Linked DNA regions of Homo sapiens: regions 2 and 3 are each linked to region 1. The links are chromatin loops, found by intact Hi-C in ENCODE. Cell type or tissue: prostate gland. All regions are shown on one strand. Links, peaks and the distances in the headings refer to the core of each region. The heading gives the core; the rest is flanking DNA.

What was found. Peaks named below come from ENCODE experiments on the same cell type or tissue, not always from the same donor. Only the 100,000 strongest peaks of a DNase experiment are listed, where the experiment ranks them.
Region 2: a loop joins it to region 1, with 5 times the contacts of the local background. A loop is called at or near these places in 24 of 110 quality-filtered maps.
Region 3: it touches region 1 in a loop (3-fold over the local background); 13 of 110 quality-filtered maps call a loop at or near these places.

The regions. Positions count from the first base shown.
Region 1 is chrX:110,444,711-110,451,390 of GRCh38, reverse strand. It overlaps RTL9 (retrotransposon Gag like 9), which reads right to left. Exons shown (of 4, transcript NM_001385449.1): 2 at 6,123-6,238; 3 at 1-824. The coding sequence starts at 773. Among named protein-coding and RNA genes, the nearest start is that of CRIPTO3, 73 kb to the left of the region's middle. In prostate gland, for the core only: a CTCF peak has its summit at 1,127 (motif pointing left); a DNase peak (open chromatin) is centred at 1,110.
Region 2 is chrX:111,241,577-111,248,847 of GRCh38, reverse strand. It overlaps CAPN6 (calpain 6), which reads left to right. Exons shown (of 13, transcript NM_014289.4): 10 at 77-279; 11 at 856-977; 12 at 1,344-1,480; 13 at 2,089-3,749. The coding sequence ends at 2,271. Among named protein-coding and RNA genes, the nearest start is that of CAPN6, 25 kb to the left of the region's middle. RefSeq lists an enhancer at 1,409-2,608. In prostate gland, for the core only: a CTCF peak has its summit at 4,403 (motif pointing right); no DNase peak of the experiment used is centred there.
Region 3 is chrX:111,097,764-111,105,034 of GRCh38, reverse strand. It overlaps PAK3 (p21 (RAC1) activated kinase 3), which reads right to left. Exons shown (of 18, transcript NM_002578.5): 4 at 1,729-1,876. Among named protein-coding and RNA genes, the nearest start is that of PAK3, 5.2 kb to the right of the region's middle. In prostate gland, for the core only: a CTCF peak has its summit at 6,028 (motif pointing left); no DNase peak of the experiment used is centred there.

The DNA of each region.
Region 1 (6,680 bases), core at 1-2,500:
AGCGAAGATATCTCTCCAGAGGCTAGAGCAGTCATTAGCACTTTGGACATTGCTTCGGTGTCTTCATCTGTAATTTGCAATGGGGACATTGCCTCAGAGCTGGGAGCTGGCACTGGCTGTGTAGACATCACTCCAGGATTCATATCTTGCATTAGAATTGGGGATAACTCTCCAGAATCTGGGGCTAGCATTAATGGTGTGGACATTGCCTCAGAGGATGAAGTGCTCATTATAGGTGTACACACCACTCCAGAGGATGGAGCTGGCATTGCCAATGGTGATATCTCTGCAGAATCTGGTGCTACCATTAGCGTTGCGGACATCGTTCCAAAATCAGGAATTGTCATCATCCCTGGGGACATTACCCCATACTCTGAAGTGGACAGCAATGGGGACAATGTTCCAGAATCTAAGGCTGGCATTAGCAATGGGGACAGTGCCCCAGAGTCTGAGGCTGGCATTAGCAATGGGGAAAGTGCCCCAGAGTCTGAGGCTGGCATTAGGGGTGGGGACAATGCTCCAGAGTTTGGTACTCCCATTAGAGGTGCAGACATGGTGTCAAAGACTGGAGATGTCATCAACTGTGTGGATGTCCCTCCAGGGTCTGAGGCTGAAGTTGAGACTATAGGCAACTGTACATGAGAATGCAGAATCTGTACGTCTGCTCTGGTCTCTGTCATTGGTCTACAGAAGGCCATCTGCTTGTTTTGGGGCTCAACATTTTCCTCCCTCATTGTATTGTTGAATCGCAGTGAATGTAAGGGTATTGACATATCTGCCACAGCCACAGGATAGTGTGGAGGGAGCCCAGGAGGCAAGAAAATCTGTAAACAAGAAACAAGTTTAGAGGTCAAAAGCCAGTATCAAGAAGATTTGGAAACAGACAAATTGTTCATGGTGGAGACCTGTTTTTATGCGTTGTCAGGTATATGGCATTGAAGGTGAGGCTATCAGATTAAAGAAGCTGTGAAGCAATGAACAACTTTGGAGCTGGAGCAAATGTCCCTTCTGCCTCTATCCTTTTCAAACCAACCCAGCCTCTCAGTTTGTAAATGCTATAAACGCCAGCAGCCTCCGCAGCCAGGAGCCTGGGCAGTCCTGACTCAAATAAAGCAGCAGCACCACCTTCTGGCCAAATGTGAGAAATGCGGATTCCTGGCCTGTATTCTATCCCACGGCAGTACTCACAAGCCAGCCAAGGTACTGGCAAGCCTGAATGGGAAAGTCCTTTGCCCCAGGATAATTATTAGTTCCTGGGGCTCATTGAATTCTGCCAGTGGTTTAATCCTCATTTTACTACTCTGATGGCCCTGAATGTTCTCAGGAAAAGGGAGACATTTATCTAATCAATGACTGAGAGCAACATTCCATGAACTGAAAATTCTGCTTATTATTTTCATTATTCTTATTAATAACAGCAACCACCACCCCATTACTACTATTTATTTATTGCTTCACGTAGTATGTGCCAGGCACTGTACTTTAGACAACTGTCACAACTTCCTATAACGTGAGGGCCTTTGTAAGCATTATCCCATTTGGGTCTTACAATCTCCTGGGCAATAGATATTATTATCCCCATTTTACAAGCTTTCTCAGATTAGCCAGGGTCAAGGCTAAAATAGGGTCACTGCAACAGTAACAAACTGTATAGCATTGACTCTGACCCCCTCCTGGGGGTTGCCTAGTGTTTGGCATCCCTGAGCTTGCATTCAATTATTTCTCTGACATCCCAGATCATGGGTCACTTAAAGCCCAGTGTCTGGCATGTCCAAGTTTCAAGTTTCTCTGATGCCATGGGGGTGGGCAATCCAGAGCCTCACCCCTCCAGCCTGCTCCAATAAGCAGCCCAGAAGGGGCTTTTGGACACACGGCTTGGAAGCCAATGCAAATATTACACAATGTTGACATGTCCCCACAGCCTGCCCATGCCAAAAGCAGAAAACTTGCTACTTTGGGACAATGTCACAAAAGTCATCAACCTCATGGAATTGTGATTCCATAATAATGAGAAAACCTGCAACAGAAACGCTAACAGTGAACATTTCTTTAGCATGCACTGACTGGCAAACACTCTGCTAGGCACTTTACATGTATCATCTCATGTGGTTCCCATAGCAACACTAAGAGATTTCGGTTGTACTCTTCCTTTATCTTACAAATGAGAAAATTCAGACCCAGAGAAGCTTAATAGTTTGCCTGCAGTCACATAGATTCCTGGGTCCATCCAGTTCCAGAGCCCCCTACTCTTCACCAAGGTGCTATAAAGATCCACCTCTCCCCCTTACTCAGTCACACTACCGAGACCCCTGCCTCTGTCTCCAGCCTGGACAACCCCAAGATGGGTTGTCATAAAAGAAATGCTGGCCTCCTGCTGACACCCTGGTTATTGTAATAATTGTAATAATTGGTGCAATGGGAAAGATGAGTCAAAAAAGCAGCCATAGACCTCCACCTCCCATCTTCAGAAAAATATCTGAACATGCCACAGTTTCCCACCAGGCAAAACCCAGAAAGATCTTACCTTGCCAGTGACGGAGAAGAGGGAGAGAGTATCCTTTGCGCCCCTAGCTCTTTCACTCTGGCCAATTAACTTATACCTCGTGCCCAGCCAGTTCATTAAAGTAAGACCCAGTACCAACAGCTGTTCTCTGCAATCTCCCTTTGCTATCCCCTGCCACGCCCCCCTGCCCGCCAGCCAGCCTGCCCGCCCACCCGCCCCACTGCTCCTGACTTGCTACTGCTTGCTCTGTCTCTCTGGTCCCAGATTCCTGCCTCTATATAGGCTCTGACATTTGCCTCTGGCCGCCTTTCACTTGACAGTCCTCCAGAAGCTCCGCCTTAGCACTTGGCCTATGCAACTCCACCCCTCTTCCCTGTCGCCCCCAACAGTCCCACCAGCCTATGCCCCACCCCACTCTGCCCAAAGAAAAGAGGAGATTGACACAATTAAAAAGATGAGATGAAAAGGGTCCTGGCTCAGGAAACAAGATACGTGCCCTCTGCAGTTGAACAGACACAGGAGTCCTGGGACCCAGGCACTGCAACTGATATGACATGGAAGCACAGGCAGAGGGCTCGAGGGAAAGAAACTGAGGCTGGAGATTGAGTGGAGCAGCATCAGAAACGTTCAAAGAGGTTCAGGTGCAGGGAAAGAGGGTTTGGGAGGATGGACAGTGGGGGCTGGCAAGCAAACACCTTAATAGAGCCCTGTAATGGTGATCATAACGAAGACAATTTACCCCAGGGTCACAGACACGGAGAAAAATCCAGCGACCGGTATCCCTGCCATAGGGCTAGGATTCAACAGAAAGGCTCCATGGATTTCAGACAGCTAGCAAGAAAAGCACACCAGCCTTGAGCATACCAGCTGAGGGCTTGTTCATACAAACATGGCTACAGCCTGCTTTCTAGAACTGGGGCACAAGGTCAGAGTAGAGCTAGCAGAAAGGTTTACCAGAGTACTCCAGTTTTCCTGAACTGGTGCACTCAGTCTAAGGGGAGAAACCCTCAGTCTAAGGGGAGAATTGGTCCCTGAGCCTTGGATAGGGCAAAGCCTCCAGGTGAAGTTCAAGTAGCCTAGGTATAGGGATGTAGAGTTTGACAAGGGAGGCATTCAGGTCGTTATAAACCTCATAATTAACGACCAACAACAACTGAGCACTTGGGCTAAGCACTACATATGCATTATATAATTCCGACCTCCCAGCAACACCTGTAAGGTAGGCACTGAGATCATTCCCATTTTATACATGAGGAAATGGGCTTGGAGAAGTCTATGTGACCACGGTCACATAAAATAATAATAATAATTTTTTTTAAATCCCAGATTTCAGCCCTGGCCATTCTGTTTCCAAAATATTTTTATCTCTTTGTAATCAGACAAGTGATTAGAAACTCGGAGTACTCTTCTCACTGCCATCTCCCCTACATCCCCACACCACAAAGCAAGGAAACTTTCTTACTACAAATGGCTGAATCCTTGTAGTAATAATAACAACAACAACTGATATTGCTTGAACTCTTCCCATATGCCAAGAATGGGGCTGAGGGCTTCACCAGCATTATCTCATTTGATCTTGACAATTACCCTGTGAGCTAGGTCCTTTAAATTCTCAGTATACAGGTAAGGAAACTGAGCCTCCATGAGATGAATTGACATGACCAAAGGCACACAGCTCTGTGTGACTCCAGAGCTCACTATAGCATACTACTCAAAAGAAAAATTCCAGTCGCTCTCCTCTCCCTTCAAAGCAAAAAAAAAAAAAAAAAAAAAAAAGTCACAGAATAGCCATTCTATTAACAATGGCCTCACAACAACTACTATTATTATTATTAACACACCTAACAATTAAAGCTAACGTTTACTGTGCCAGGCCCTGTGCTAAGTGCTTTACCTATATGATCTCATTTGACACTCACAACATACTACGAGGTAGGTTCTATTAGCACCTTCATTTTCCAGATGAGAACAGAGGAACAGAGAGGTTAACTAGCTTTCCCAATGTCACACAGCTACAGGGCACTGTTGTTTATTTCTAATGCAACAATTTTGGAAATAACCTAAGTGTCTAATGTTAGAACACAACTTGTTTAATGATTAAACGAATCATGGTGCAATTGTAGCAGCCACTATTGTAGCCATTGAAAATATATTCTAATGTGTACATGAGGATCTGATTATCATAAAGATAAATATGTAGATTTCTGCATAGAAAAAAAATCTGGAAGGATATATACCAAAACGCCAACAGTGACCACAGTTGAATGATGGGATTAGAGGGGATTTTTAATTTTCATTTTCCTTATCTGTATTTTCTCATTGGTCTATAATGGACCCATAATACGAAAAGAAAAAAACTAATAAAAGTTAATTTTATTTTTTTTAAAGATATGTTTCCCTAGGGTTCTTTCTCAAGCCCTTTTCACTCCTCTCCTTGCAAGCTCTCTCTAGGAATCCCGGACATCCACCCCCCGACCCAAGCAATCTTTCTACCCCGACAAGCTTAATGGTTGTACCACTTTATTTTGTGTTTTATTTTTGGTTTGTTTTTAAAAATAATTTCTTCTTTCTCTAACTTTTATTTATGTTTAGTAATTCCATAAGTAATCTAGGAATATATTCTTAGGATAAAGACTTGAAATCCTCCGTACAGACAAAGCTAAACTCCTGAAAATGCCCCACCCCCCATTCCCCGCAAGTCCCATTCCTCTGTCTGTTCACAGTTGGGTGTGTCTCCTTCCAAACTTTCTCTAGCTGCAATGGCATTCAGAGTTCATATCATTCAATTGCTTGCAAAACCCAGTGTGTGCAAAGAGCTGCAGTTAGAAAACCATGCTAGCACTGGTCACCCCAGGGTTCCAAGTTCTGACCCATTGTGACTATTTTCATCAGCCTGCTTCTAAGGAGGCTACTGAGAGAGGGTTCTTGCATGCTCAGCCCATGTGAGGCATAGACTTCCGTTCTATTAAAGCCAGAGTCTCTAGGAACACAGAGAAGAGAGGCCTTCTAAGGAAGGAAAAGCCCAGAATTTACCGCTTAGCATCTCTCAGGTCCCTCACGTCCCACCCAGTCTGCACTGATCAATACGGCTAGGAGGTGTCATGCTCCTGCCGCCTCACAAAAGGTAATTGAGTTTAGGGGATTGCATGGCTAGCTGCTCAGGGAAATAAGAATAAACAAGAGACGGTTCAATATGTCAACAAATAGCTTTCCAGCTGTTGAAAATAAGCCTTTCCCTAGATTCTCAACAATATTCTTTCCCCAAGTCCTAGCAAATAGGCATCCAGATAACTGAAAACAGACAACCTAAGGCTAAAGAAATACCTGGTCTACTTTAGGATCTTCTTCCTTCCTTGATCATTCAGGGAAGTAGAAGCCCTCCCCACTTCCTTCCTCCCCCACAGCCCTGACACTTAAAATGCGCACCGGCTCTTTATAAATAAAGAGGGGGAAATAGCTAGCATTTACTGAGTGCTTACTATTCCAGGCACTATGTTAAACACTTTACATACCTCATCTTATTTATTGAACGATAAACAAACAAAGTGGCTTTTTTACTCCCATTTTCTAAATCAGCTAAAGAACTGAACTAGAGAGAAATTAAAATGAAGTAACTTACCTTGGCTCTCACCGCTGAGAGGGAGCGAAGCTGGGCTTGTCACTCGGGTCTGTCTGACTCAGCCAGTGCTCTTAACTCACAGGAGAGTCACACACTGTCTTCAAGTCTCTGAAGGGCTGTCATATGGAAGAGAGGGTAGGTGTGTTCTGGGTAGCTCCAAAGAAAAGGATTTGACTGTTAGTTGGGAATTATGCTTTCATTGGATGTGCTGCAAATTCCCCAAACAACATGTATATGCATGTCCAACTCTATAGGGAAAAGAACATTATAAGAAGAGCAAACGGAACTGCCTTGCATTAGGTGCCGGTCTGAAGGATCTGTGGAATCAGAGAGAACAGGAGGGATACCAGAGGACTGCAAATGGGCAGTGTCCCAATTTTCTTAAATAAGGAAACTACAGACCAGTATACCGTAAACTCCAAAGCTGTAAGCTTGATGTCAATCCTCGGAGAGATTCTGCTGCAGATTGCGAAGCAGGTAATTTATAAGCACTTAGAACACAAGTGGCAATAGGAGGTACCTAGAGGTACTAGCAGAACACTCAAAATTAGACCAGGT
Region 2 (7,271 bases), core at 2,874-5,373, 790 kb before region 1:
TAGGGATAAAAAAGACAGAGCATACAAAAACCATGATTTGAGTGGAATTGAATATTTTACCCTATTTCATTTCCAGGTGGAGATGAACCGCAAATTCCGCCTCCACCACCTCTACATCCAGGAGCGTGCTGGGACTTCCACCTATATTGACACCCGCACAGTGTTTCTGAGCAAGTACCTGAAGAAGGGCAACTATGTGCTTGTCCCAACCATGTTCCAGCATGGTCGCACCAGCGAGTTTCTCCTGAGAATCTTCTCTGAAGTGCCTGTCCAGCTCAGGTTCAGTTTCCTTCGCAAGCCCTCAAACCCCTGTTCTTTGCTTTACTTCCAATCCTAAACCCCTTCACCCGTCTCCCCTCTTCAGACATTCAATGGGACAACTTGTTTAAATCAGACTTGATTCACTGAAATCATGGTGGTAAAAATATTTCTCAAAGGGTGGTTGGGGGAAATTCCCCAGTGAAGGTCTGAACTTCAGAGCTCTGAGCTACCCTTAAAGAGGAACAGGCCTATAGTCTAAGTTCTTCCACATCAAATTTGTCTTCTGTTTTCTGGCTGATGGCCTCTTTTCTTAAGTAGGTAGCACTCCTCCCTGCTCTTCTATTATGTTCTGTGTGCTGGATCACCAAAGCCACCTTTTTGTCCCAGCCCTGCCTACTTTGATCTTTATCTCCTGGCCCTTAAAGAAAGGAGAAAGGAAAGCATGCTTAAAATATATATAAGACATATCTGAGGAGGAATGGGCTAAGTCACACAATGTCTCATGCTTTTCAGCAATGATGTCTGCTTTGGCGGGCTTATTTCATCAAAGGATATTTATCATATGATGACAATATTTTATTTTTGATGTTCTAGGGAACTGACTCTGGACATGCCCAAAATGTCCTGCTGGAACCTGGCTCGTGGCTACCCGAAAGTAGTTACTCAGATCACTGTTCACAGTGCTGAGGACCTGGAGAAGAAGTATGCCAATGAAAGTAAGAATGGCAGGAATGTCTGGGAAAGCAAAATTCAGTTGCATTTATAGCACATAAGTTAGAAAACATGATCACAAATGATTTTCTCCAGCGATATTTTGTCTAGAGAAGTTGGGAATGGATGGCAACCATGGCAGAGGATGGGATGTCAACTTCAAGCAAGGCCTACATTAGATTCATTTTCATATTCCTATATAAAATATGGAAAAGGAAAGGGAAGTGGGAATAAAAGTGTTGAATCTCAGTCATTCTGGTGCTCGAGTGCTATGCTGAAAGTCCCAGAATTGGCTTAGCGAGATACCTTCTTGTCTATCTAGAAAAGGAACTTTAATTGCTGTGTTAAAAACATATGTCACTTTGTTCCAGCTGTAAACCCATATTTGGTCATCAAATGTGGAAAGGAGGAAGTCCGTTCTCCTGTCCAGAAGAATACAGTTCATGCCATTTTTGACACCCAGGCCATTTTCTACAGAAGGACCACTGACATTCCTATTATAGTACAGGTAAGAGTGTGTACAGGGGTCGCCAGAAAGGCTCATACTTTGTACCAGATACTAGATGATCCCAAGTACCTTATATATGTTTAGGATGCAGAGCAAGAATTATCGTATTTTTTGGTTTGTTTTATACTCAAAAACTCTTCTCATCAAGCATGGACACTGACTTCCTTATTACCATCCATCCTAAATCTCCTCTCTTCCATTTATTTAATTGTGGGCAAAAGCCCACATGCTCACCAGTACACATGTTAACACACGTATCATAAAATCCCATGGAGGAAAGCTTATGCCAGTTCAGAGGACCCTCACATGGCTAGGTCAGGATGAATCACTGCAGTTTGGCAGTTTTTCTGACTTAATACTCCTGACCAGCAGCCTTTAGGTAACCATCCCACAGGTCAAGAACGACCCGGAGATTCTGTTTTCTGGCTTTTCATGTATATTCTTTGAGGTATCCTCCCCTCAACTGATGGGCTATCAGGAAAGGACAGAATAGTCTCTTGGTTTTAAAACAAATCTTTTGAAGCTCAGCATTAGATCTGGATGTCACTGGGCAAAGGCTAATCTCACTGAGGGCTGCTCATCTTCACTCCCTTCGTTTGTCTTTCCAGGTCTGGAACAGCCGAAAATTCTGTGATCAGTTCTTGGGGCAGGTTACTCTGGATGCTGACCCCAGCGACTGCCGTGATCTGAAGTCTCTGTACCTGCGTAAGAAGGGTGGTCCAACTGCCAAAGTCAAGCAAGGCCACATCAGCTTCAAGGTTATTTCCAGCGATGATCTCACTGAGCTCTAAATCTGCAATCCCAGAGAATCCTGACAAAGCGTGCCACCCTTTTATTTTCCGTCAGGTGCCAGGTCTTAGTTAAGATTCACAATCTTTAGAAAGAATGAGATTCACAATAATTAACTCTTCCTCTCTTCTGATAAATTCCCCATACCTCCCAATCCAAGTAGCATCTGTAGCTACATAACCTATATACCTCCAGCAGCTGGACATGGGGAGGCGACAGTCCTATCTAGACATCATACACATTTGCCAAGAAAGGATCTCTGGGGCTTCCGGGGGTGAGATTCAAGTAGGACAATAACAAGAGGCTGGACACCCTACAGATGTCTTTGATGTTTTCAGTTGTTTGATATATCTCCCCTGTAGGGCATGTTGAGGAAGGAGGAGGGCTGATCAAGGCCAAGCTGGTCTAGCCTGACATCCTAGCTCCTGACTGAACACTATAGACTTCCCAGCAGCATTTCACCCAGCAGCCAGAGCCGGCTTTAAGTCCCCAACCCTTACAGACACCACTGCCACCACCACCAACCACGACCACCACCACCACCACCACTCACCACCATCATCACCTCCGGAAAGTGTAGTCCTGCCCTAACCCAAGTCACCCCCGACAGTAAATTTTACCTTCATGTTGAGAAAGCTTCCTGGTGCTTAATCAAGAGCTGGAGTTCAATGAGTCCTAGACAGTGAGAGGGGCCTGAGCTTCAGCTCAATGGAAGCCTGCTGTGTGCCACAAGACGGAAAAGTGGAAGAAGCTGCAGTGGGAGACAAAGCCTCGGTCCCCCACCCATCCACACACACCTACACTCACACACGCGCACATGGGCGCGCACGAACTACCATTCAGGCAGTCAGTGGGCAAGAGGAAAGATAAGTAAGTACCATACACACCTAAAAGATGAGAGAATTCATCCAGACATATTACAGCCAGTTTGGGGCCCCTGACTGCAATGTGAAACCTCTCGCTGCTGCTAGGTTTACAAACAAGCCCATTGTCCTGTGCCTCCTAATATCATTTGTACTGAAGACCCCATCTGGGGACTTGAGACTTTGGTCCCAGCCCAGACTCCTCAGACTTTTCTCTCAGTTGGGATGCTTCACTCGCTGGGGGTGTTTGTTTGCCCTCTCATTTTTCAGTACTTCTACAGAATTTTCTCTAGAGTCAGTCATTATGAAATGTACTTCCCTCCATCTTAACCTATCAACTTTCTGCCCCTCCTTCAAGGCCCAGTATAAATGCCACCTCCTCCATGAAGCCTTCCCTAATTCCACCCCAAACCCCCACCTTCAACAATATTTCAACGCTTCTGCAATGATGAAAAAGAAACATAGTTGTAGTACTTAGCCTACCTAGACCAGCAAGCATTCATTTTTAGCTCGCTCATTTTTTACCATGTTTTCCAGTCTGTTTAACTTCTGCAGTGCCTTCACTACACTGCCTTACATAAACCAAATCACAATAAAGTTCATATTCAGTACATTGATCAGTCTTGACTTGAATTGATGGCATGGGATGGATGGCAAGAGTGACCATCTGTTAAGACTTGTTTCAAAGCCACTGGAGGTGGGGGTTGAGGTACTTCATGAAATCTGAGCTCAGGTAAAAGTGTGATGGATTCAAAAGCCCTGGCTACACTCTGATGGTACAGTTCTTTGCATTCTGGGGTAGTTGGAAGAATGAAGAGGGGCCTTTATTTCATATTTAGGGACAGCTAGGTGCTATTCGGGGTTACTTGAGTTTGAAACTCCTATTTGGGATTGGACTCGAGGCCATAGGTACAGTAGCCAAATCTTTCAAGGGAAGATCTCTCAACAAGACAAAATACCAACTCCCCTTTCCCAGCATCTTCCTTAGAGCCGAAGGGATGTGTGAAGACTTCACTCATTTGCTTATACAACCTGCCATCTACCATCTTAGGGTAGGCAAAGGGGAAAATTCTTATTTTTCTTTCTGACATGAAAAAGTGCCTAACCAGGGGAGGGATCTCCAAAGGAGTAGCTCAGGAGAACAGTTCTCAAGTACAGCCCTCACTGTCTGTCCCTATAACACTAACCCAGAACACACTAGAGATTTACATGTTGTAGATTTTTGTTAGACATGAAATATCCCATGTGGATAATGCAGTCATTCCATATGGTCACCAGATGGCACTATGGTATTACAATTAAGCTCAAAGATGCTACTGCTTTTTTTTCCCCCCAAGGATGACAATTTTTCCCCAGACAAAAAAGGGTAGAATGCCCTCTTTCACCACTCATATTCAACATAGTATTGGAAGTTCTGGCCGGGACAATCAGGCAAGAGAAAGAAATAAAGGGTATTCAAACAGGAAGAGAGGATGTCAAATTGTCTCTGTTTGCAGATGACATGATTGTATATTTAGAAAACCCCATAGTCTCAGCTTAAAATCTCCTTAAGCTGATAAGCAACTTCAGCAAAGTCTCAGGATACAAAATCAGTGTGCAAAAATCACAAAGCACTCCTATACACCAATAACAGACAAGCAAAGAGCCAAATAATAAGTGAACTCCCATTCACAATTGCTACAAAGAGAATAAAATACCCAGGAATATAACTTACAAGAGACGTGAAGGACCTCTTTAAGGAGAACTACAAACCACTGCTCAAGGAAATAAGAGAGGACACAAACAAATGCAAAATAAAGCCATGCTCATGGATAGGAAGAATCAATATTGTGAAAATGGCCATACCGCCTGAAGTAATTTATAGACTGAATGCTATTCCCATCAAGCTACCATGAACTTTCTTCACATAATTAGAAAAAAAACACTTCAAATTTCATATGGAACCAAAAAAGAGCCCACATAGCCAAGACAATCCTAAGCAAAAAGAACAAACCTGGAGGCATCATGCTACCTGACTTCAAACTATACTACAATGCTACAGCAACAAAAACATCATGGTACTGGTACCAAAACAGATATATAGACAAATGGAACAGAACAGAGGCCTCAGAAATAACACCACACATCTACAACCATCTGATCTTTGACAAACCTGACAAAAAGAAGCAATGGGGAATGGGTTCCCTATTTAATAAATGGTGCTGGGAAAACTGGCTAACCATATGCAGAAAGCTGAAACTGGATCCCTTCCTTACACCTCATACAAAAATTAACTCAAGATGGATTAAAGACTTAAATATAAAACCTAAAACCATGAAAACCCTAGAAGAAAACCTAGGCAATACCATTCAGGGCATAGGCATGGGCAAAGATTTCATGACTAAAACACCAAAAGCAATGGCAACAAAAGCCAAAATTGACAAACGGGATCTAATTAAACTAAACAGCGTCTTCACAGCAAAAGAAACTATCATCAGCATGAACAGGCAACCTACAGAATTGGAGAAATTTTTTGCAATCTATCTATCTGACAAAGGTGTAATATACAGAATCTAGAAGGAACTTAAACAAATTTACAATAAAAAACAATCGCATCAAAAAGTAGGCGAAGGATATGAACAGACACTTCTCAAAAGAAGACATTTATGCAGCCAACAAACATATGAAAAAAAGCTCATCATCACTAGTCATAAGAGAAATGCAAATCAAAACCACAATGAGATACCATCTCACACTAGTTAGAATGGCAATCATTAAAAAGTCAGGAAACAACAGATGCTGGTGAGGATGTGGAGAAATAGGAATGCTTTTACACTGTTGGTGGGAGTGTCAATTTGTTCAGCCATTGTGGAAGACAGTGTGGTGATTCCTCAAGAATCTAGAACCAGAAATTCCATTAGACCCAACAATTCCATTACTGGATATATACCCAAAGGATTATAAATCATTTTACTATAAAGACACATGCACATGCATCTTTATTGCAGCACTATTTACAATAGCAAAGACGTGGAACAAACTCAAATGCCCACCAATGATAGACTCTATAAAGAAAATGTGGCACATACACACCATAGAATACTATGCAGCCATAAAAAAGAATATGTTCACGTCCTTTGTAGAGATATGGATGAAGCCGGAAACCATCATTCTCAGCAAACTATCATAGGAACAGAAAACCAAACACCATATGTTCTCACTTATAAGTGGGGGTTGAACAATGAGAATGCATGGACAAAGGGAGGGGAATATCACACATCAGGGCCTGTTGAGGAGTGGGGGTCAAGGGGAGGGAGAGCATTAGGACAAATACCTAATGCATGCAGGGCTTAAAACCTAGATGATGGGTTGATAGGTGCAGCAAACCACCATGGCACATGTATACCTATGCATGTTCTGCACATGTATCCCAGAACTTAAAACAAAATTTTAAAAAATTTAAAAAGGGTAGAAAAGAAAAGGAACTAGCATTTTAAATTATCTGCTGTGTATCAAACTCCACATTCAATGCTTTACATATGTGATCTCATTTTAATGCCCATAACAACCAAATGGAGTGCCGTTATTATCCCTGTTTTTGAAGGATAAGAAAGTTAAGGAAAAGAGGGAGGCAAAATAACTTGCTCATGGATGTTCATCCATTAACAACAGATGGCTTTGGTATGATTGTTTTTATTTAACTCCGGAACTTGGGCATTTTCCATAGAAATATGCTGTCTTCCAGAAGGTAGTGACATCTAACCTTGGTACAGTGTGTATCCACAGCACTGTACCAAGAACTGTGCAGGTAACATACCAAATACTTTCTCTCAGAATCTTTACCTCTAACTTATACTTCATGTATGTATAGCATCTGTAGGTAGACTTGGTCTTGCCAAAAAAAAATCAATGCACTAATATATATGAGCATGTCTTTGATACACACAACAAAATTGAACCTCAAAATAATTATGCTGGGAGAAAGACCTCAGACAAAAAAGGGTACGTACTGCTTGATTTCATTCATATAAAATCTAGAAAATGCAAAGTACTCTATAGTGACAGAAAGCACATTTATTGCCTGGGGAGGTGGGAAGGGAAGAGAAGAAAGGAATATAAAGGGGCCCAAGGAAATTTTTGGGGGTGATGATTATGTTCAC
Region 3 (7,271 bases), core at 4,686-7,185, 650 kb before region 1:
GTGACTGTGTGAATGTACAAGAGTACAAGAATGTGCTTGTGAGAGTATGTATGTGTATGTGCATGAACTAAAGATACCAAAATAACTTTGGATGCTGGGAAACTCTCTCCAGGAAGTCTCTTTCTTCCCAAAGCCACAGCATGTCTTCTGTTACAGGCAAGTTACTTAGCTTCTCTCAGCCTCTATCTCCTCCTTGGTAAAACAGTAATGATGATAATACCTAACTTCAGCTAGTATCACTTGTATAATCAGAAACAGCAATAACTATTAGAAAAAAAAATACCTACCTTGCAAGATTATCATAGGAGAAAATGGTATCATGCCAGTAAAGAGCCTAGCACAGAGCTGGCAACAGTAGACAATAAATACAAGTTATTATTGCATCTGTCACAGAACACCAAAGAGCGATTCAGGGGCTTCTCATTTTAGTCAGTCCTAGTTACCTTCTGTCCGTCAAGGCCTAAAGAGGATCCCCTACCAGAACATCGCTAGAAAGTTGAATGCATCAGTATCAACAAGGCTGTAATTTCATACCTTCAATTCCATGGCTGAAACTCTGGAGCTTCCCTTTCATAAGAAGGCATCACAGAAACACCTGCTGCTGAGCTGCAGTTTTACCTTGTCTGTAGGCGCATTGTATGCTCAGTGTGAAAGGGAACTACATTGCTTATTCCTTGCTTGTTTTTTGTTTAGTTTTTCTGTTTTTTTTTTTTAATTTTGTTGGTTGTTTTTTGATTTGGGTAATAGGAGAGATGCCTAAGCAACTGATAGACAGAAGACCAGACAGAGGGACAGCAAGCTACAAGCAGGTAGCTGGACTGCAGGGAATAGCAACAGAGGCCAGATGGAGAAGCTGACAGAAGAAGTTATAATGCCTGCCTGAAAGGCAGACAAAAAAACAAATAGATGATCGGAGAGACAGGCCATGAAACCTGAAAGAAATGCAGAGGAAGAGAGAGAGGCCCAACTTGCAAAGCTGCTGGGGAACTTTTGAGCCCTTTTAAGGGAGACTAGAGATCTGTAAGATCTAGTCCCTGCCCTTGAAGAGCTTACAATCTAGTTTTCCTGGTAAGATGAATACTCCAGAAACCATGCAAGACTTATTTAAGGCAGTAGGGCAGCAAGTGCTACCCTGCACGCTACAGACTCAAGTGCTGTTGGAGACCTGGTGGAGGAAGTGCATCTTGGTTGGGTGGGAAAGCAGAGGGAAGGTTTGGGAAGGTTTAAGCTAAGTCTGACAGGCCCAGAAGCAGGGATGGAAGGGGTGGGGGTACACTTCAAACAGGAAGGTAAAATTAAGGTTATGGGGCAGTAGAAATCATAGGAACTGAATGGCAAATTTGCAGCATGTGGCTGAAAAGCCACCCAGGCACCAGGAAAGGAGGAGAAAAGAAAATGACAGCTTGATGGGAAGCATGTCTGTGTTATACTGAAGCTCTTAGATGGTGCTTGACATCTGCAACGGACTTGGCAACGATTGTTATGTTGTTTCTCCTCCTCACCCCAAAATGTAGGTCAAGGCTGTCATTCCCATATTAGAGATGGGAGGGAGGCAAGAGACTAAAGGCAGCTGTACTGGGCAAAATTCCCCAGAACATAGGGGTCATGCCCTGAGGCCTAGCTCACGAGGTCTAGGCAGAGTCTTTGATATTGGGAGATCTGGTGGAAAAGCAGCATTTGCCTGGATTTGGAGATCCCTAACTCCCTGCCCTGGACTCCATTACTCACCTCACACCGCCACCGCTGCAGGACTTCAGCACAGGTGGGCACTGCCCATGAGAAGGGTCCGGGCTGGCTTCAGCTCCTACAGACTCAGTGCTGGGCACACCAGCTGCCACAAGATGCAAGGACTCAGCTGCTCTTTCTTGGGGGAAACCTGCTGAGAGAAGCATTGTAGGGGAGAGGGAACCTCTTTCCCCACCTGCTACTGCTCCCTCATCCAACTCCCACCAAACATCTCTCTCTCTCTCTCTCTCTCACACACACACACATACTCTCTCTCTCATACACACACACACACACACTCTCTCTCTCTCTTTCTCAATCTCTCTGGTGAATTTCAGAATATCTCTTAAGAAAGCTAGAAAATCAGAGGGCTAAGAAGTGTAAAAAGGCATTGTTACATAGGATTCCAGAAAGGGCACGGAAGTGGGAGTCAGGAGTTGGGAGTTACAAGCTGAGAATTGCTGTTAGTCACCTCATCATTCTGGGCCTGCTTAGTATCAAGTGAAAAGGCCTGCCTTAGTTGACTTGGGTAAGTGTTGGAAGAACTAAATCAAATAGGACAGATGTGAAATATTTACATAGTCTGCATAATTATGGAGCAATGTGTATAATCACAGGAGGTGGTAGAGTCCAGTGGACAAAAGGAAACTGAGAGACAATGGCCAATGAAGGTTGGCTCTGTGAATATGTGAGCTTCCTGATGTTGTGGCACTGCATTCAGTTCAGTTCAGTTCATCCCTCAACTCTAAGTCTCCACCTCCATTTCCATTCCCCTTTTCACTAACCTCTTTCACTGGAGAAGTGGAAAAAAAGTCTGTCTGCCAGGCAACAGCATTCTGAGGTCTCCTAATTTGCTACCATCTCACAGGTGCTGAAGGCCCCAGCCTCTGACCCTAATTGGAGCTTCCCTCTACCTTCTCCTGTCTCCACCAGGTAAGTCTTCCACAGTACTCCCCAGGTTTCTTAGGATGAATACATACTGTTTACTGTTGTTGCTTGGTGATAATTTACCCTATTTTTCCCACAGAGGTTTCCATGTCTAACCATGAAGGAGACTGAGTCTCTTTGACCCCTCCCTTTCTGCCTTTTCCCACAATCATTTGAGCCTCTCAAGGGAGAGGCTGATCTTCTCTTTGTAGAACCCCAAGCTCTGCAATCCTTCCTACTCTGCTTTCCTTTCCCCTTCCCACAGTGGTGTTTGTCCTCAAAGAAAAGCAGAAACTACATGCTAATTCTCAAGGAGGCATGATTCAGGCTAGCACCTATTTATTACAGACCAGAATGAACAGGGTCCTAATCCAAAGAGATGGCTAGATGGATATCTAAACACGGAGATTGCAAAATTGAAGCCTTAGGGAGCCAAGAAAAGCCCCATGATCTCCAATTCCCCCTTCTGGAATTAAAACTCCAAGCCATACTCTGGGTCTGCCTCTTGCTCTTGGGCAAGACTCCAGAGCATGTCTGTCCCCCAGCATCCCTGGCATTCCATGTGTGCTTCCCACATGCACACTCCAGGCAGCCTTTCCAAATCCCACCCACTGCACCATTGAATGGTGTACTCGCCCCCTCCCTCCCTACGTGAGCTCACCCTGCAAGAGGGTGGGGTGAGGGGGAGAGGGGTGCAAGCTGCCAAAGCTCCAGAGAGGGGTGGGGCTCAAGGAGGACACAGGAAGAATGGCCTCAAGAAGCCCCCTGCCCATCTCTGGGGATGAGGGCAGACAGCAGAGGCAGCATCCACCCACTGGGGTGGGAAACAATACTAGAGGATGTAAGAGAAGGAGAACACACCCCCAACCTGTACTACCAAGAACCTCCATGTTTTAGAGCAAGATCAAGAGCTTTCCTGAAGCTTACCTCCCCCTCCCCCCAGCCTCAATTGTAGCACCACTTTTTAACTCCATGGCAACCTGCCTTTATTTCACCACTTGCTTGAGTCAGTGCAGAATCAACTGACAGGACACAGTATTCCACCTGGTAGCCACACTCCTCTCACCTGCCTGGGGGTGTGTTGTGTTGAGAGTAGGGCAAGGGGAGATATCCTGTGTGTGAGCACATGTGCATACTGGGTCATGTATATCTGCACAGTTCCCTGTACCATGTTGTATGTCTGTGTATGTGTGCTGTGTCATATCTACCATGACATGCATGTATTGAGTCTGCATCATATCGTGTGTGTGTACAGTGTCCTGTTAATATCATGTTGTATACGTGATCATGTCAATAAGCTACTGTGTGAGTGCTATGTGTCTGTACTGTGTTGCATGTGAATTGCATCTCTTCCATCCTTTGTGTATGTGCAATGTGTCTAATTCGTATTGTGTCATATCTTTATGCCATGTTGTGTGTCTGTATAGTGTTGTGGGCATTGTGTGCCTACATCATGTTGTATGCCTATACCGCCTTGTTGTACACCTATGGCTCAGCCTCCTGTTGGAGACTGAGGTAGAAATCAGTGCACACATCTTGTACATACCCAATACCCATCACTAACCCAACTCCACCCCCAGCCACCTTGCTGCATTCCAACTTCCTGACAGAATCTCTGTCTGGGGACTAGGGCTGCCACCTTGGCGGTGGGGGTAGGTGGAAGCTATGGACAACTACTCTGTCTACCACAGAGCCTTCCCATGCCAAGTATCTTGCTCAGCACCGAAGCTGTCTAGGAAAGGAGGTTTGGAACCTTTTTCAGGCCCAAAGGAAACAACGCTGGAGAGGAAGTTGTGGGGAGCTGACTCCCTCTGTGAACCCCCAGCCCCATCCATATATGCAAGGAGAAGGACTTGCAGGAAACGGTGGCTGGCTGAGTTTCTCTGTCAGGCTGGTTGGAAGGACTGGGAGCCTTCTCCACAAGGAGTAACCGCTGCACAAGGGCACTGGTGACCAGGCTGGGACCGGGGATGCATGGGGAGCTCTTAAAATTGTCCCCATTAAGGTCACTAGAGGGCACTGTTGTGCTGATTGTTAAGGATAGTGTTTCTTTTAGGGTGCTGAATTCCAAAAAGTGCCTGGGGCTCACAGTGAGATATGGGAGGAGGGCACGAAGGAGAAGGATATACGCCCTAAGCCAGGCCCTTCCTTCACCTTCATCCCAAGACTTTCTGTTTTGAGATTGAGTTAGGGAGTAAGGGCCACTAGTGAATATACGCCACCCACCCATCCACTCAGGTCTGTGAGACCCAGCCACACAGAACCTTTCAGGGGCTTGGTTATAGGGTCCCTAGCAGATTATTAACTTGGACTTCTCTTTTCCCTCCTGTTCCCCATTCACATGAAGTAAAAGTAAAGCCACACTGTTGAAAGAGATGAAATATATGTGGTTGTGGGGTTGTTTTGTATTGTTTTCCCTAAAACTGGAGGGCATACAAAAAAAGAAGGGGTAATTTTTCTGACAGGGGAAGAAGAGGGCTATACTTTAGTGGACCTGTCTTCATTACCAAGAATAAATGGACCACCTTATAGAACAACTAGTGCCAAGTTCATCGTTTGAAAGACAAGGAAACTGAGGCCTAGAGAGGGGCAAACACACTGTCTGGGACCCCCAAACACAACAGGGGTCCCAGACTGTCACTGTCTGGGACAGTGTGTTTGGGGGTCCCAGACCAGGCCCTAGCCCTCCATAACACTTGACTTCTGACTCCCAGGGTTCATTCCACCCCAGTTCCTGGTCCTTTGGCCCCTAAAAAACTTCACTCTCCAAATTCAGCCCCCTCCAACCTCAAAGAAAAACTCTGGCCTCCCTCTCCACCATGTGGGTTCCAAGGCCATCCTATTCCATCTCAGCAATCAGGCCTCTCTGTGACTACACCTTTCTAATGATTTCCTCTTCCCACCAGTAAATTGTTACTCTCTTTCCAGTTTTCAAGGTCCATCTCCCCATTATGTTTCCCAGACTTAGACCCAGCTGTAGCTGCACCGTTTTGCTCCTCATTGCATCCCCTGGGTTTAGCACAGATTGCTCCAACCTGCAGATAACTGACCAAATGTGGAAATCAGACACAGATCTATTGCACTGATTAACATTTCCAATTAAACCCCCGGTTAGGCTGTGTGTATTAGTGACTCAAATAATCACCGCGTAGGTAAATGCAAATGCCTTCCAAAGCCACAGAGCGCGGTAGGAAGCGACGCATATCTGGGAGGAAATGGAAATAGACTGCCACACCCGGAGGTTCATTTGGTTCTCCGGTAACCCTAAATGAGATTTTAAATGTGTGGCTATTATTTGATCCGAGGCTGAAGCATCACACCTGAAATGGAGGACTCGGGTCCTGCGCGTCGCTGCAGGCCCTTTTCCGCCCCCTGCTGGAGAAGCTGTGTAGTGCCGACTTGGCAGACGAGTCCATTCCAGGCCCTGCAGAGGGAAACGCCTAGCCCCCGGCAGGTGGGGGTGGGGGTGGGGGACGCGTAGCGGAGGCTTAAGTACGCCCCAGATGCCTAGAACGCTGCACTTACCTTCCGAAGTAAAGGTTTTACACAGTTCCCTGCGCACACAGGGTCCCCAGGGATCCTGAGAAGGAGGGCTTTTTTTCTTTTTTTTTTTTGAGCAGGGGTCCCAGACCAGGCCCCAGCCCACCCATGTAAAAGCAGTCAACCTACCTGTCTAGGCCAGATTGATAGCGCCTCCACTTCCCTTTGAGGCACCGTCCTTCCCCACTGCCCTCTCCTTACCCAGGAGGAAAGAGCCAGTTGTTGAGGCTGCTGCTCATTGAGTTTCTTGTTCTCTTGGTTAAAGCTACTGGTTCCTGAAGGTGGGTTACGTGGGTGGGGATGCTGTTGATTTTAAATATCTAGAATCATCCTTCTAATTCTTGGCTGAGCTACAGCTGCCTCAACCTCCAGAGTTGCCTATCTCACCAGAGAATTCAGGGCTTTTGGGTTGTTGGTAAGGCCACGACTTTTCTTCTCTCTCTCTCTAGTTTGCTCCTGCCTTCCTGCCTACTACATCTGATCTGTACACCTGATTTTTTTTTTTTTTTTTGCCTTGGCCACCTTCTTTAACCTTAATTTAGTAGCTTAGTCTCTGAACACATAATAGCAAACTCTCGGATGTCAGCACCTTCCCATCCCTGCAGTTCTTTTTATTTCTCGTTTCCCTCACCTGGTATGTCCACCACTCACCCTCTCCCAAGACCTCAGCAAACTTGTTTGCCCTATATACCATTTCCACCTCTGACCAGGAAATTCTGCAACCTGTGGGAATGGTTAGCTGGTGAGAATGTCCCTAGGGTCCTGTGTCCCCTAGCTTATAACCCTATTGCATGTGAACCTCCTTTTCCTGTCAGATCTCTCCTACAAGGCCCAGCTGCCTGTCCGGAGACTTGCAGGGTCAGCTCCTTGACATCCTAAGGTCTCTCTGACCTCAGGATTCTCAGCTGTCAGCTCTTGCCCAGGCTACCTCCTAGTCTCTTCCCATTTTGCTTCTTGCATGGGCTGGGGGATATGACACTTGTATCCAGAAACAGAGGCTTACAAATGGCTCTCTCTCCAAGCCTCTGCCTGTTAGTCATTCATTACCATATCAAGTCTTTTTGCCCAAAGTTGCCCCT